Linked DNA regions of Mus musculus: region 2 is linked to region 1. Evidence: chromatin loops called from intact Hi-C (ENCODE). Cell type or tissue: gastrocnemius. All regions are shown on one strand. Links, peaks and the distances in the headings refer to the core of each region. The heading gives the core; the rest is flanking DNA. Region 1 holds the start of Npepl1 (aminopeptidase-like 1). Region 2 has its middle 62 kb from the start of Gm30017.

The links. A loop is a pair of places that touch in the nucleus more often than their neighbours do. Peaks named below come from ENCODE experiments on the same cell type or tissue, not always from the same donor. Only the 100,000 strongest peaks of a DNase experiment are listed, where the experiment ranks them.
Region 2: it touches region 1 in a loop (3-fold over the local background); 2 of 42 quality-filtered maps call a loop at or near these places.

Annotation. Positions count from the first base shown.
Region 1 is chr2:174,107,653-174,113,024 of GRCm38, reverse strand. Npepl1 (aminopeptidase-like 1) reads right to left here and starts at 2,674. Exons shown (of 12, transcript NM_213733.2): 1 at 2,453-2,674; 2 at 1,763-1,948; 3 at 1,241-1,411. The coding sequence starts at 2,602. In gastrocnemius, for the core only: a CTCF peak has its summit at 2,776; DNase peaks (open chromatin) are centred at 2,321 and 2,842; H3K4me3 peaks cover 2,296 bases; H3K27ac peaks cover 2,249 bases.
Region 2 is chr2:173,809,239-173,814,610 of GRCm38, reverse strand. It overlaps the pseudogene Gm14371. Among named protein-coding and RNA genes, the nearest start is that of Gm30017, 62 kb to the left of the region's middle. In gastrocnemius, for the core only: a CTCF peak has its summit at 2,597; DNase peaks (open chromatin) are centred at 1,333 and 2,527; H3K27ac peaks cover 1,132 bases.

The DNA.
Region 1 (5,372 bases), core at 77-5,076:
GTGAGCCCCTGCCACCTGTCAGCAGCCGGTGGCCTGCGTGGGATGTGTGTTGGGCCGAGGACTGGCCTCAAGGGAGGCAGTCTAACCCCGCAGACCCTCCACCGAGTTCTCACTAAGCAAAGGATGAGAGTGAAGAGCATTTCAACCTCGGTCTCACTGACAAGAGAAGAAATATCCACTCACTTCTTTCTCGTGGGTTTATGTGAGGCTTGCTACACAGCAGGCAATGTGATGGACTCTCCGATAACTGGGAGAGATGTCAGTAGAGACAAGGACAAAGCAACTGATTAAAAGTCTACAGGACCCAGACAGAGCTCTAGGGGTGGGCATCGTGGGGGATACCCTGGTGAGGAAAAAGAGGAGGCACTTATCACCACAGAGTGCCCAGACGTGAGCGGCTGGCAGGAGGTGAGGCGGAAGCCCAGAAGGGACCCCCGAGAATTAGCAGGCAGACATGGTCTTCAGTGCCCACTGCCAGATGAAGGCCACAAGTAGTGGAAACTTTGCAGAGTTGAGACACCAAGGCCAGAGAGTTTGGAAAGAGAAAGTAAGAGGGTGGAGGGCAGTTGGGACAAGAGGCTTGAGAATTGGGGGGTATGCTTCAAGGAGAGACGGACACATCGTGGCCCTCAGAAAAAGAGAAGGGGCCCAAACTAGACCTGGGTGGGTTGGAAGAGAAAGGGGGTTAAAACCAGCAAAGCAACTAGACTGTTTTCAAAAACAGAGAGCTGACACGAGATGGCAGACATGGAGGACCGCCCCCTTTTAACTGTATCAGGGAGACAGAGGGCAAAGCCCTCAAGTAGGGTGCTTGCTTGAGGCTCAAGCAACAGCCTTCCTGAAGCCAAAGTGGAGGGACAAGTTGGCCTCTGGCTGCTGGGTGGAAGCCGGGTCAAGGCAACGGAAGGCAACCTAGGTCAGGCACCTCCCTTGCCTGACAGGCTGGCAGTGGTTTTCAGCCTGCCTGAGTTTCCTCTGAGGCTCCAGTGAGACGAAACACATAAAGGTGCTCCCCACCTAACACGTAAAGGTGCTCCCACTGTCACACACAAAAGTGCTCCCCACTTAAGGGGACAACTATGCATAATCAAATCACAGCTGCACCAAACGGAGACCTGAAAATACAACCCAAGACCCTTTTTTGGGATTCCCGAAAAGCACTGTAGCTCTTCCCAGGGGGAGAGAAGAGAAGAGCTCTCCACCTGTGCTCCCAGAAGGCATGTTGCCTCTAGATACCCACTTGCAAGGTGGACACTTCCACTGGGCCATTGTCTTGTCCCACCAGGAAGAACTCCACCATGACTGTCCTCTTCTCTGCGCGCCGGGATGCCCCTGAGCGGTGTGTGAAGAGTGGGAAGGCCCGTGCCAAGGCACAGGCAGAGGCAAAAACCTCAGTCTGTTCGCAGACCATCTGTAGTGAGAGAGAAGCAAGGTGGGGCTGAAGCCACAAAGGGACACCACCAGGACTCTCCCAATAGCAGCTCTACAAACCCAGACGGCTGTGCCCCCCCAGTAACCTGAGGCTGCGTGAGAAAAATGTCTGCCACCAGATGTTGTCCACTCTTTCCCAGACAGATGAGCAGGGCACAGACATAAGCCCAGGCCTCAATAAATCTAGGCTGGCATCTCTGATTTGTCACGCAAACCGATCCGGTGTAAATCACTCGGTGGTTGAAGGGTTAGAATGGGAGATCACACGGGCCAGCCTGCTGTGCTTGAGGTGGGCCACGGGCTGGGGTACACTCACCGGCCCAGCACTCACCAGGATACACCGGTGGGTTCCAGGAGGCAGGCAGGTTCTCACGAGCCTGGTGATGAAGTGGGCTGCGGACGGGCTGTTATGCCGGCTCACCCTAGAAGGCAGAGCTGCCACTGTGGCGCAGTTCAGGTAGAGAGGACAGCTGTCTGTGGGGTTGGGGTTGAGCGTGGCCAGAGCTGCCTGCCAGAGCTGGATTAGAAAGGAGATATGAGACGGACCGGGCTTCAACACGTGTGCTGTGTGGCTAGATGCGCCCTGCGGGCCACGCCTGCTTGTCTAAGGCACCCTAGCCGCTGCCACCAGGCATGTGTGGCTCTCTGGTACCCTACCACCCTCGTGGGACTGCGCCTCGCGCTGGCAAGGCCTGTCTGGGGACCCTCTGCTTCAAACACTTGGAGGCCCGGCTCCTGGGCCCTGGCTAGTGGCCATGGAAGCGGGTCTCGAGGCCAGAGGCCACGCGGAAAGCCGCCACTGGGCCTTCTGCAGGGCCCGGCCCAGAGGCGCGGAAGCAGGTGGCTCGGCCCGGGCAGGCCGGCGACACAGGCCGGGCCTCGCTGCAGCCAGGGCCTTGGGGACAGACGGCTAGGCCTGTCGCGGGCCTGCGCCCTGGGCCCGGCGGGGCGCGCGGGCGAGGCGGGGCCCGTGGCCCAGGGCCTGGGCTTGGCAGGCGCATGGCGGCCGCGGCCCGCTCACCTCCTCGGTGACCCGGGGCTGCAGCTTCCCGCGGACGTGGCTCCAGGGCACGCGGTGCAGGTGTTGCAGCTGGCCCAACAGCAGCAGGGGCCGGCTCTGGGGGTCCGCGTCCCCGGCGCTGGCCTGGAACTGCAGCCCCACGCTCGCCATCTTCCCCCCCACGACCCCGGCCGGGCCGCCCAGCACCCTGCGCCCTGCTCCGGCCCGGCTCGGCGCCGCCCCGGCCCGCCCGGCCTCGGCGCCCCGCCTTCCCCGCCGCCTCCGGGCCGCGCCGCCCTGCAGGGCCCACCCGGGGCGCGAGGGGGCGCCGGCGGAGGCGGGGCGCGGGCCGTACTGCGCCTTCCGGGCCTCCGTTGGGGGGCAAGTGGCGCGCGAGCCCCTGGAAGCGCTCCAGCTCTGGCTACTGCCCTGGCCCGGCTGGCAGTAGGTTCCTGGACTCGAGGAAGCCTCACTTGCCAGGGACAGCCGTGGCTACTGCAGTGGCCTGACAATTAGGCACTCGGATCCCCCCTTTATTCCGCGTAGGCCGCCTCCTCGGCCTAACGCTCGCCAGAAAGGTCACCATTCAGCAGTGGGCGCAAGCTGCCTCTGCACTTTGTCACCTGTGTTGGAGAGGAAAAGACAGCAGTGTTGGGAGCTTATAGGAAGTCATTTGAAAGGAGTCAGCTGCTACCCTACACTGCCCAGGTTTTGACAACTCCAGGCCTGGGGCTAGAGCTCAGTGACCTCCAGTCTTCTTCCTTTTTTTTTTTTCAAGACAGGGTTTCTCTGTGTAGCCCTGGCTGTCCTGGAACTCACTCTGTAGACCAGGCTGGCCTCAAACTTAGAAATTCTCCTGCCTCTGCCTCCCAAGTGGGATTAAAGGGGTGCGCCACCACGCCCGGCTGTGACCTCCAGTCTTATATGTCACTTTTAATCTACATTTCTTCTCTGTTATCAGCCTTTAAAACTAGCAAAACAAGATGGCTGAGCGAGAAAAGACACTTATTGCAGCGCCTGAGGACCAGAGTTCTAGTCCCGTATCTGGAAGGTGCAAACCAGTATCCAAAATGTGTCCATTGACTAAGAGGTTGACTAAGAGGTACCCACTCACACCGACTTAAACACACACACACACACACACACACAGAGAGAGAGAGAGAGAGAGAGAGAGAGAGAGAGAGAGAGAGAGAGAGAGAGAATGAATTAAATAAAACATTAAAAAAAAAAAAAAAACCCTACCAAAGCCAGTTTCATCACATAGCTCTCCATTCCACTGACCCTGCAGGCACCACCCACCTTATGTCCCCACCTACAAGCCATCTATGGTATGGATTTCTTCAGCTTTGGAGGTTCCATCAAACAGCCCAGAGCAGGCCAGCCCTGAAGACGGCAGTAGCTGAATGAGCAGAGGGGATTCCTTTGAAACTCTGGCTTTCCTGACGCAGAAGTCAACACTAATTGGATCTTATTTTCTCGAAAAAGAGTTTTTACAGCAACTGCATGTTTTCACACATTTTGTAAAGGGTACTAAGTGTTCTATCCCGATTCTCTGGTGTTTGCAAATACAGTGTGAGGCACAAGGCACTCAGGAGGGGCCGAGACAACTTGCAATTTTCCTAGAGGGTGGCAGGCTTAAGCTGATCCCTGTGGGAGAAGTACTATGTCCCCAGTCCCCAGGCCAGTCCACAGCAAGATGTCATCTGAAGGAATGACGCTGGGAGGTGGGGCAGGAGTGAGCATGACATAGCCTGCAGCCTATGAGAGCAGGAGCTGGAGCTGCAGGTGCGCAGGTCTCTGCGTATGCTACAGACCACAGAGTATGTTGGGGGGCTTGGGGAGATGACTTGGGAGGTAAAATATTTGCTGTACAGGCCTGAAGATCCCAGCACCTATAAAAAGATGGGCTGTATCCTAGCACTGGGGGGTGGGGACAATCGTCCCTGGAGCTCCATGATCAGCCATTCTTACCCAGTTGGTTAGCTTCAGGTTCGGCGAGAGAGGCTGTCTCAAAAAACGAGGCGGGGCCTTTCAGATGTCTCTATGGATAAAGGCATTTGTCATCTGAGTTCAACTCCCACTTCCCGCATGGGAAGAAGCAGCCCAACTCTGGTAGGTTGTCATCAACCTACAGGTGAGTACTGCGTCCTGCTCAAGCAAACACGCGAACACAAAATGAATATAGAAGTAACTGTAACCGTCTAGCAAAGAAACAAGGTGGAGATTCACTAAAGGAAGACCCCTAGGGCCAACCTTCAGCCTTTATATATGTAAACTCACATGTGCGTGTGCCCACACACATATGAACACACACACACACACACATTCATAGACAATAGGGCCTGCCTATTCAACAAAATCCTCCCCTCTAATGAAGGAAGTAACTTTTTTTTATTACGTATTTTCTTCAATTACATTTCCAATGCTATCCCAAAAGTCCCCCCCCCCCACTCCCCTACCCACCCATTCCCATTTTTTGGCCCTGGCATTCCCCTAGGAAGTAACTTTTGTGAATCATAAACAAAGATGGCTGAGTTGAGCCAACTCAGCAACCATTTATTAAATACTTACTACATACAGAGCAAGAGGGACTGTTGGGTGCTTTGTAATGAGCAGATATTCCTGATCCCTGGTTTCATGCCACCCCCAGACAGAAGAAATTGAAACCACTCAGGACATTCCACTTTGGATGCTTATCAATTTCCTCAAGACAGAACATGTGATGGATCTGAGAAAGTCTGAAGAAACTACTTTCCCTCTCACGACAAGCTTCACGGACACCAACATAAATGAGACAGCAGGGCGTCTTTGTTTAGTTAGATAGATTTTTATGAAGGTATTAACCCACAGCTCAGGATACACCTCCCTGTCAAGGAAAAATTGAACTTCTTGATTTTTTTTTTTTTTTTGAAAAATGAAAGTTTAAAACAAATGGCCAGAT
Region 2 (5,372 bases), core at 69-5,068, 300 kb after region 1:
CACGACTCCAAGATGGCCCCACCAGAGGCTCTAGGGGAGCAAGCCCCACTGCTATTTTTTTTCTATATTTTCAGAGTGCCCTTGGAGGTAAAATAGCTTCAATGAAAATAACAAGCCACAGGACACAATGTGTCTGTCATGTATCTCTGCTCTGGCCTGGCTTCTCTGTCTCCCAGGATACTGCAGCCATCACCTAGGTAGCACTTGGGGCAAAGAAGACTTCCCAATTAGGCTTAAGTAGTCACCCTGTGTGCCATCTGCAGTCCTACCTACCGAAGCCTCTCAGGCCCCACTCCACCCCCCTTCTTGATCATCTCACCTCTCTTCAGAGGTTTTGGCCTAGGGCAGTCTTCAGCTACCTCCCCACATTTCAGTCTCAACCGTGTGTGCCTTGGGATAAAGTCTGGTTTCAGCCTGTGACTTCTTAAATACCATACCCCAAAACAGGACTTATACCCAGTTCATCTCAGGAGCCCCATGTTCCCTGCCTAAGGACCCATGTGCACCCATACCATTCCTCAGGTTGTTTTCTTATCTGTAGCCTCTGCCTCTCCATCCTGTGACAGCCTGGACCCCGACAGGTAACCACATCATCATTAACAAAAGCAACGAGAGGGGGGGGAGGGCTCAGAGCCTTGGCCTCCAGACACTTGTGACTGTAGACCATCAAGCCAATTTGATCCTTTCTGATGATCACTGCTGTCCTAAAATTGAATCAACATTTCTCTTCCAATCAAAGAACTCATTTTCACTTAACTTATTTTTAAAAATAATCTATCAGTCTCTGCCTTCACTTCGTCTTAACACCACCCCAGGCTGGGTATGGCAGTTATTGAATTGAGTCAAAATAGACATGAAAGTAATCAAATGTACAATGTCCATCCTGGCCCCCTGGAGTCACAGGTGTGTGCGCGTGCATGCTTGTGTATGCTTGCGCGCACGTGTGTGTTTGTGTGTGTGTGTGTGCACGAGCGTGCGCGCACGCACACACCGCATGCACGCACACCATAGGCACCATGTCTTTCAAAGCACACTGATCCCTCTGTACCATAGATCCTCTGCTCAGTAACTCCAGAGCCTGGGCCTCTGCATCTCTTCATCTCTGCACCCTCCCCATGACAACGTCCAGAGCTGTGCCAAGCTCAGAACTAATTACATTGCCCTCCATTCCTGTGTGCTTCACACCTTTCTGCCACCTTCACAGCTCTGCCCAAAGAGCCCATTACCTGATCTTCTATCTGTCAAGCTGTTTCTGTTTATGTAAGACCCTGAAGGAACATGCAGTCACTGAATCCAGACCCACAGAACACTCCCCCCGCCCCTTCTCTGCCTCCCTGTGGTGAACTGGACCTGTACTGGACAGAATGTGCCAAGCAACAGTCCACCAACGGACCAGGAACTCCAAACCCTGGCAGAAATATGTCCACGACGTCATAAACACACACATAATAGGAACTAAATAAATGCCAAGAGAAGTCAGGGGCAGCCGGCCCAAGTAGGAGGTTGTGGTTCCCAGGCACCTGGATTTGAGTTAGGATCTTTCTGTTGACATTTACATAAGAAAAGTCAGACCTCTTCAGGCTCTATATCCCCGATCTGTAAAACAGTAGCAGGCAGAGTGGACAAGGCAACCGGAACCATGAAGAACAGAGCTTTCTAGAAACATACACCATTTTCCTAGGATGGCAGCCATTCTATCCCTGATGACTAATCGGCCAGGGTCAACTAATCATTGCATGATGTCCCCTGAGCAACCGTGAGTTCTATTCTCCGGGATGACAAACATCGGGAGGTCACAAGGGAAGGCAGAGTGAAAGGCCACTTATTGATTAGGAAACCAACATATTTCCCAGTTCCTTGTCTGCAACACTTAAACCAATATTTGTGTCTCTAGGATTCTATTTGTATGGTAATTTCAAAAACAAGATTCAGACACTCTCCTGAAATTGAAAACTATATTAATTTTCTAGATGGTAAAATAATACCATAATTAAATATTACTATTTCTCTTAAATATCTGGTGGCTCCTAGCAAAATGGGGTTTTGAGCATGACGTAGGCTTTCCTACAAGTTCAGACTCTGGGGATATTCTTTATTTTGAATACATGAAAGAGACCATGAACTTAATCTCAACACAATGCAAGAAAAATTGATTTGTTAGAATCACCATAATTTTCTTGCATTTAAAATCTCTGTGCTTTCTCACCCAAAGCTCTCCCTCGCTACACGTCTTTGGGGAGAGACCCAGGGAAGAGGCGGTTTGTTTCTCTGTCCTACACCTTTCTTGTTCCTTTTGTGGCTCTTGTTCTAAGTTGCCCATGTGTCTAAAAAGAGACAAGGACGATACTCTCATTACCCTTCCACGTCAATCTCAAACTATGTCCTCGGTATGACCCAACATGATGACCCTTAGCATGGGAAAAAGCATAGACCCCCAAAGTTGGCCTTCGGTGGACTTTGCTTGCCCAAAGACCTGGAAGGAGGAAGAAAGGGAGTCCTTTGGCCCTCGGCTGGCGGCCAACTCTGGAAGAGGCCTGTGCAGGGTTTCCACCCGGACTCCCAACCACCCCAACTGAAGCTCAAGAGGTCCCCCTTGTGGGGACTCCCAAGAACAGCCCAGCCTACCCCAATGCTGGGGTGGTTTCCAGTCGCCCCCTAGATCTTTGAGAAGTCTAGGGACACAAGACACCTCATGAAGATCTCCAGTCCCCATGTTCTCATGAAGACCGTCAACCTTCTAACTATTTCTGATAGATGAGAAGGTTGTTGGTCCTTTAGGAGAAGACCTGATGGCCACCAAGTTCTCAAGTCTCAATGGATTCCAGTTCTTAGAGGTGCTTGCTCTAGGTTTCTTCTCAAGCACCCATTTCATGGTTCATCGGGAGGCCTTCACTACCATTTACTCAGATCGATGTCCTGTTGCCTACAGAACACACCACAACCTTGGGACACTCATGCCAAATTCCTTTTCTACCGAACAACGCAACTTGGCTCTTCTGCCAAGAAATCCACAAGGATTTGTTGGTGTGATGGGGACTTCCAGACATAGATCTGTTCAGCATGCAGTGTTTCAGAGCTACACCCCTTAGGACAGACACAGTGTCCACCAATACGGCCATCCAGAACCAGCAAGCATTCAACCGTCTCCGCCCAACCACTCTATGTCCACGATGGAGGATGGATTGGAGCAGCACAGACTGTGGATAGCTAAAGAGAGACAGAGCTGGGAACGTGGTGCTGTCAAAGCAGAGGAAACCTTGTCTGTTAGACTCCACATCTGGGTAAAGAGGGAAGAGCTCCTATTAATCACCAAGATGCCTGAGCTATTTTGAAACAGCTGGGCTCTGGCTAGAAGTTTCCAGTTTTCGTCTGGGGCGGGCAGGGGTGTTGGGGGAGCCCCAGCTCAGTGCAGAGTAATTAACATTACCATGAGGCCCAGAGAGAATTTTGATGGGAATTTTTAATGCTGGAACATTCTTAAACAAACAAACAGAAAAACCTGGTGGATGGGCCAGCGGAGTGGGCCAAATCTTGTCTCCCCAAGCCCCCTCATTCCTTTCCCATCCCAGAAGTAGTGGGCTTCCTCTTCCCTTAGCAGGAAATGCTAAACTCCGACCTCGGGAAAGATGTCCCAGCGGCAAACCTCTCCCCTTGACAAAAGGCTTCCCACGCACAGGAGCTCATGACTGCAGAGCCACACCAATGGCAAAGCCAAACTACATCACTGATGCCTGGATTCTGGGGGTGTATGGAAAGCTGGGAGGACACTGGGGAGTCCTGCTGTTCCTTGCTAGCCTTCTCATGTGGGCCTTCAAGACCCCTATGCATCTTCCATCTGGGAATCGACTGTTGCAGGTGTCCCATGCTTCCCGGGGTCCTCGGGGCAGTCATACACTGAGGTCACCCAGCAGAGAACACATTCCAAAAGGCCTGAGAAACTGCCAGGAGTGGAAACTGGGACGTGCTCATTCTAGAACTTGCTATTTCTGAGTTTCCCAGGGTTGAAATGTACACACACACACTCCCTAAGCACAGAGGCCTTGAATTCAATGGATTACAAGGCTTTAAGATTATGGCCAAATGCAAGACACGTGAAGGGGGCTGAAGCTGAGCCAAACACCGCAGAGGGGCCCACAGGCTCTGGGGCGTCCAATTTTGTCTTCATTCTTCTGTGATTTGTTGGTGTTTTCATGACGTGCCAATCTGAGCACTTCTCTGGGGAGATCAACTGGATGACCTCATGCCTTGTGGATGGCGATCTCATCCCAAAGCACGTGTTCTTGGGCGAGGGCCGCTCCTCTGACAGCCAGTTTCTGGGGCTTTCTGAGCCTCATCAGCCAGCGAGTCCCAGTGTGCATAAGGAGGCCTCTGCTAATCAAGAGCTTATTGTTTGGGTGGGACCTGTTGTTGACACTTACTCCAAGCCCAAGCACTCCAGGTGAATCACTTCCGGCTGAGGGTTTGAAAGAAACCAGAGATGTTCTGACTTTTTTGTTTGTTTCCTTGTAAATCAAGTACTTTTTTTTTTTTTTTTTTTTTTAAAGCAAATCAGCACTCCGGAGGTGAAGGCAGGAGGATTAACAGAGCAAGGGCAAACTTGGCTACAAAGTGTGTTTAAGGTCCAAGACAACCTTGTCCTGAGTTTATAGCTGGCTTGTGCTGTAAGGAAGAGAGCTGCCCATCTCTTCCGAGGGTCAGTGCAGCTCTTATGTCCACTCATTACTGCTCCTGGGTGCAGATTTTAGTTTGCAAAGTGTAGACCATTATTACCAGTGCCTTGTTCCCCAAAGCCCCACTAACCTGGACACTGGGTGTGCCTGTAGTTCATCTCCAGTGTTTTCTCCAAATGACCTGGTCAGGTTTTGTTTGTTTGTTTAACCTTTCCCAGGTAGCAAAAGATCTTCTGGATTCGCTTTGCAGAACTAAAAGAAGGGAAGAAAAGAAGGGAGGGGAAATTTGATTTATACACAGAGCACAGAGTAGGGCTGCAGGACCAGAGTCTGAGTAGAAAACTAAACCTACTGGACCCCCAACCCCACCCTATTGTCTAAAGAAGACCCACACTCCATTCCTTAGCTGGGGTTCTGTTCCATACAGTGACCCACCCATTGCTAGGAGGTGACCGACCTAACCTAAATGGATCTGTGGTTGTAAACCACACAGCACCCAACTTTGATGCCATGCTGTGAAGTCTATGCAAGGTCTGAATATCCAATGTCTCCATCATCACTTGTAATGTAATGTCTCGGCTAGCTAAAAAGATGCTATGATTAATTTCACCTATTTCTTTTTTACCTTTTCGACCATGGATCTTTGAAGCCATGAGTAACCGGTGACGCTGTATCTGTGACTTTATATGGTGTACAGGCATA